2 separate regions of the Mus musculus genome follow, and region 2 is linked to region 1. A link is a loop called in an ENCODE intact Hi-C map of the cell type or tissue named here. Cell type or tissue: left cerebral cortex. All regions are shown on one strand. Each heading gives the region's core, and the rest is flanking DNA. Links, peaks and the distances in the headings are about the cores only.

Region 1 (2,909 bases), core at 171-2,670:
TTGATCTTGTGAACATATAATTTACTTTCCAGAACAATTTCCAAACAAAATGGACACAAACTGACTTCATTATTTCTCTTCTAAATTAACTATAAAAACTACAGGCATTCCTATTATGATTCCAAGTTGACCTTTATAAGTCCACCTAAATTTTACTTCCAAAACAAGTGGAATTCTCTTGAAGTCTGAAACCTCTGGGGAGACGTGGAGAAGTAAAGATGGCTGCAGACATGGTGGGGGCGGGGGTAAGGAATTAAACCAAAACTCAAGGTAACTTTTCATTGTTCTGTTTTTGAATCATCAGTCAGCACCGCTATGAAATCCAACAGCACAAAAGCTGTTTGAAAGAAAATGTTAATTATATAAAATGTGGGTAGCATAGCCAAGCTATGTATTGGATGCAGTTTCTGGGCTCAGGAAAAGATGGTTTCAACTTAACACAGAGGTGACTGATGGACAGGGAATTTTACTCCCCACGCCCCTTTGTCATGTGTGAGCTTCCAAGGGCTTTGGGAAGGAGGAGAGGGAGGCAAGGGGCCTAGAGATGGGATTGAGTGCTGGAAAATGGGTTGCTTGCTGGGTGGGAAGTGGGGGGTGCCTGGGCTTGGCTTGGGAGGATGAGTGGGGGGAGCTGAATGAAAGCCTGGGGGTTGGACCTCGGGAATAAAGCCACGAAAGGACTGGTCTCATTAAAGAATCCATTTCCCATTTTCAGCAGTTTGCTACATTAACAAGCTGAGCTGTGAAAGGATTAGATCCGCTAAGTGAGCGCCTGTTCTGTGCACCATTGCAAAACACATTTCAGAAAGCCGCGGATTCGCCTTAAATGAGTATCTGCTGGAGGAGCAAAGCCCTAGGAAAACAAAGGGGCACGCAGGGGTAAGCTAATAATTCCCGCTGTGCTTTGAGGGCAATGAAATGACTGCAGCCCTGAGAACTTTTTCTCCCTCCCCTGCAGTTGGTATAAACACAAGGGCCATTTTGATGATCGTATTGACACCTTAGCAACAAGTGTTTCCCAGGTGCCAACAAAATGTCACTTCCCTAAGGGTGAAACGAGCCACAAGACGTCCTCCTCAAATATTACTTATCTGCACACATTTAGTATGCACGCCCATTAATCGAAACAATGCGTGTAGATTCATATGCTGCCTACAAATACTCAAACGGTCTAAGAGCAAATCTACCGCCAGCAGCTTCTCCCCACTCTCTGCTTTGACTGGGAGGGGAAAGCCAAGTTTGGAGCTGGGTCTAGCCTGACTCAGGCCTTAACTTGCAGTCTTGCTATTCTAACCCCTTTTCTCGATCTGCTTTTCAGCACGTCTAGGAGCACACAGCTCAGAGCAGCAGGGAAGTTGCTTAGCAAAGGGCCACCCACTTGCCTATTATTCCTTCCTCGCCTGCGACATGACACAAGAACAAAGTAGACATTAACCGCTACATTAAACCCAGAAAGAAAGTAATCAGTAACCTGTTATTCCCTTAATAAAGGGAAACGCATGCAGTGTGAAATCCAGAAGACTAATCAATAGCCGAGGACAATGCAATGTGCCAAACAAATTGCAAATCAATTAGAATCCTTGTTTTCTTTCAAATGGTTCACTATATCTAAAGCAATTACTCCTTCATTAGACCTAATTTAACAGCATGACTGCCTTGGCTACAACTGGCAGCGTCTGGCTATCAAATGGAAGAATGGCAGCTTATTTCTGTCTGTCTGTGAGTCTAGCACCAATCAAAAAAAAATTGAATTCCTTTATAGGAGAAAAACTTTTAATGAATGAATGGATATTTGTTTTAATCAAAATAGCAATACCAGAATGATGTTTCTCTGCTCCCCCGCCTCAGAAAATGGAAAGAATTATTGAATGAAATTAATTTTAAATGTTTTTCTTCATTTAATGTCAGCTTCAAATAGATACCAAAAAAATTGGCATTTTAGTATGTACAGTCCTTTCAGTTCTTCAGACCTTAATATACATCTCATGACATAGTTTCAGGAGTTCTTTTTCATTTGAAGAAATAAAGTTTTTAAGCATTTTGGAGTATTCTAGATAATTATCAACAACAAAAACTCAAAAGTTTTAGTTTGTTTTATTATAAATGCTATTTAAAATCATTTTACCAAGACAGGTTCATCTCTGGGACATTTCAGCCAAGAAGGGTGAATTTTGATGAATTGACAGCCGTAACCACATAGAGCAGCCCCACCACCTAATAAGTCCCTGGCCCCTGGGAACCCCCTCCCTCTCTCTGGCCCCAAGGGATCTGCTTTCTATCAGCCCAATTCACTGCTGAAAACACTTTCCCATTCTGTGGAGACATGGGACTAGAAACATAATTGAAATAGAGCTTAAAAAAATAACTTAGATTGAGGAAAAGGTTGAAGGCATCAAGCAAAGAACTGAATTTAAAGACGATGGACTTCCGAAATCAGATACGCTTGAAGAGATGAAACCATTTCCAAAACTGGATACGACATTCCTAAGAGAACTGAGGAAAAAAAAAACCAAAAACAAAACTTGTTAACCACAACTTGTTTTATATATAAATGTCAGAGCTGGATACTCTTCAAGAAATAGTCACAGCTTCAAGAATTTCTTCCATTTAATTTCCCTATGTTATTTCCCTTTAACCGTAAAAGCAATGGCATTTGGTGATATGAAATAACAATATCACAAAATTATTTAAAAAAAAAAGTAAGGGATTTCATGTGTCCATCCCCCCCCAACCCCCCCAGTAATTTTCAAAGGTACTCAAAGCTGTCACCCATCCAAGGATGTTCTTTACAGCATTGTGGTAAGAGCAAAGCCCTGGGAACCCTAAGCATTCCAGCCTTGAATTAAGTCACACATGAGCCGGACTCCTTTCCTTCCTTTGCTTTCCCTTGTAGCAGCTTTCCTCCCTCC
Region 2 (2,909 bases), core at 279-2,778, 230 kb before region 1:
CAGCCTTCCGCCAGATGGAGGAACCTCGCATACCGAGAAGGCTTCCTCCTCTGCGGCAGGTGAGGCTGCGGGAGGGTGGGCGAGAGCTGGGAAGACGTCCCCGGAGAGCAGGGGCTGGACGGTCGCGAGATGCCAGTGCTGGAGTCCAGCGAGCGCTTAGCCCGGCTCGCTCCTTCCCAGGCCAGGGGAGGGAGGGGCCTGTTGCGGCCTGAAACCCACTTTTCATTCTCCGCCTGCCTGTTTCCGATCAGCCGGGGTTGGTTTTTCTGTTTGCTCACTCCTTCTGTTACAATAAAAACAATCGACATTTCTTTTCAGTTTCCCCATATTAGCGTCACTCAGTAATTGTTCTCCACCTTCAGGCCCCCTCCCGCTTTGAAGGCGAGCGGGGTTGCCGGGGTTCTCATACTGTATCCGAGTCTATAAGCAAATCTTCCCTAAAGACTTTAAAGTAAAAATAAATAACGGCCCGGGAAATTGCCGTGACCCTAACATCACTTTCTGAACGCAAATTACACCCATTTTTCAGTTTTCAACAGTGGAATTGCTTTTAGAAGGATGGCTTTGAGCCTCCTATGGTATGATTGCGTTTGTTTATTAGAGAGAGAGAGACAGACAGAGACAGAGACAGAGACAGAGACAGACAGAGAGAGAGACAGAGATAGAGAGAGAATGAGAATGTATTTTTGTTCAAGGAGCAATACTCCTGGCTGAGGGACAGCAATTGCGAGCATGAATCAGGTCTCTACTGAGAGAAGGCGACTAGGAGGAGTTTGGGGGTCGGGGAAGGCCCCGTTGACCCTGTAATTGTCCAGAGGAGACCTCGCTTTTGCCAGGGTTGCAATTTTAGTAGTGAATGTATGATGGCGAGGAAGCTGGCCTTGGTCTTTCAATGAATGACCTTACGCTTCCACTCGACTTTGAGAGCTGCAGCTGGGGGGCGGGACGTGGGGAGAGGGGAAGCAAAACTGCGGGGCCCTTTAGTACAGTGGTTTGTGAGCTTCCCCATGGGCGTTTGTTGTGCTAGCTCAATGAGGCAGACTCCTGGAAAGACCCTATTAGCCTAAAGCTGCCTGGAAAAGATAAAGGAGAACCAGGCTGCGCCTCTAATTCTGATTTCAGGACAGCAATTGTGAAGGCCGGGAATTGAGTGCGGGTTACTGTGGTCAGGTTATGCTCTATGCAGGGTTATCGGACAGTCGGGGTCCGGGGCTGCTCACAGGCTACGGGATCGAAGAGCACTTACTAGGGCCAGTCGGCAGCCCTAGACTAGCCAAGCTTTGGATGGGCACGAACTGTTGACCTAGGGCTTTAGACACGATTTATGACATTTGAAGGTTCATTTATGGCATTTGAAGGTTCATTTATGGCATTTGAAGGTCAGCCCACAAGAAGCGGTCAGGTCAGTCACTAGCATATTCGTTGATGCGACGACCTAGGAGTAAATCATTGCACGTTCCCTCCGGACAGCTGGTGACAGGATGTTTTCTTTGCACGAGACACTGGACAGTGAGGTAGAATCTCTCTGTCCAGCGGTCTCTGTGCTCTCTCCCCTAATAGAGCTCAGAGTCCCGCGGTATTATCTCCGCTATTCCCCCGAAATAAAAGTAGCAGGCCGAGGTGGAGAGGCAGAAAGGGAGTTGTGGAAATTTTCTTCAGGTTTTTTTTTCCCCCTTTAATGTCTTTCAGACTTCAGCCAGAGTTCCCTTCACCCCGGCACCTCATCGCAGCGCCACCTACAGGCGCCGGATTGACTCCAGCTCCGACAAGTCTGGGAAGGGCGTTTGCAAATCGAAGGCTTCAATTCACCTTAACATTGTGCTGAATTCTAAGTCGCGCACCGCGCTTCGTCACGCGCCATCGCGTTAAACCCAAGCACCGATCTTTTCACGTTACTGGAAACACCTATCTCCCTCCCACACCCTACTTTGCAGGATCTTTCACCGCCCTGGGGTGGGGGTGGGGGGCACTCAGGGTCATGGATTTTCCTTCCTCTATGGGCTGGGAAAGCTAAAAACTGAAAAGAAGTTCCTCTAAAGGAAGGGAAGAGAATGGTGGGCTGGTTCTTTGCTGGCTCATCCCACTATTTAGTGAGAGGCCACGAAGTCAAACATGATAGCCTTCCAAAGTGGCAGTGGCCTTTACAACGATAAAACACGCGTGTAGATCAAATGTGAACACCTAAGACATTTAAAGAAGGCCGCATTACATATGAAACAAGAGGAAAGTGTGAAGCCCAGCTAGGCTCCCACTACCCTCGCTCTTTCCGGTTTCCCACTCTCCGGGAATAGCTCATTACTAAAGGCCCCAGAAAAGAAGAAGACTCCGCACTGCAGGTGTCTACAATGGGAGTAAACACTCCCTACCCCCTCCACATCTTAGGAAAGACAACCTCCCCTAAGCCAAACCCCAGAGCCTGTCAAAGAGGACCTGCTTCCTGGGACTCCTCACTATGGACAGAATGCCAGCTGAATAGGTCAGGGTTGACCAGAAGAGAGCCAGAAAGCGCGCTTGAATTCCAGCTGTTTGCTCTGACCCTCCCTAGGACTTGTGAGCCAGGGGCAAGAACGCAGAGTGCAGCCAGAAGGGGGACCACGCATCTTCCAACGGTGCCCAGCCTCATAGCAAAAAGAGGGCCAAGGCAGGACCAGAAGAAATTTTGTTCTGCGGCTCAATTTATTTTGCGACTGGCATGACCTGTCCACGGGATGACATGTTAACATGTCAACCAAAGCACAGAAAATATTCACTTTTCTGGGGATCTGTACTGGCATCTGTTGTGTGTTTCTCCGTGGGTCACCGGAGCACTATAGTGGGAACAAAATCGGGAGATGCCCTGAAACAATACAATTAGGACTGATTATTAGCACAGCTAGTGGGCCCGAGTGACCTGAAAGTGCCCGTGTTAG

Evidence for each region. Hi-C counts contacts between places; a loop is a spot of excess contacts. Peaks named below come from ENCODE experiments on the same cell type or tissue, not always from the same donor. Only the 100,000 strongest peaks of a DNase experiment are listed, where the experiment ranks them.
Region 2: a loop joins it to region 1, with 2.6 times the contacts of the local background. A loop is called at or near these places in 2 of 42 quality-filtered maps.

Annotation. Positions count from the first base shown.
Region 1 is chr12:56,457,564-56,460,472 of GRCm38, reverse strand. No RefSeq gene overlaps it. Among named protein-coding and RNA genes, the nearest start is that of Sfta3-ps, 70 kb to the left of the region's middle. In left cerebral cortex, for the core only: no CTCF peak of the experiment used is centred there; a DNase peak (open chromatin) is centred at 1,576.
Region 2 is chr12:56,688,755-56,691,663 of GRCm38, reverse strand. It overlaps Gm15524 (a long non-coding RNA gene), which reads left to right. Exons shown (of 3, transcript XR_003950120.1): 2 at 1-59; 3 at 1,690-2,909. Among named protein-coding and RNA genes, the nearest start is that of Gm15524, 4.6 kb to the left of the region's middle. In left cerebral cortex, for the core only: a CTCF peak has its summit at 1,739 (motif pointing left); no DNase peak of the experiment used is centred there.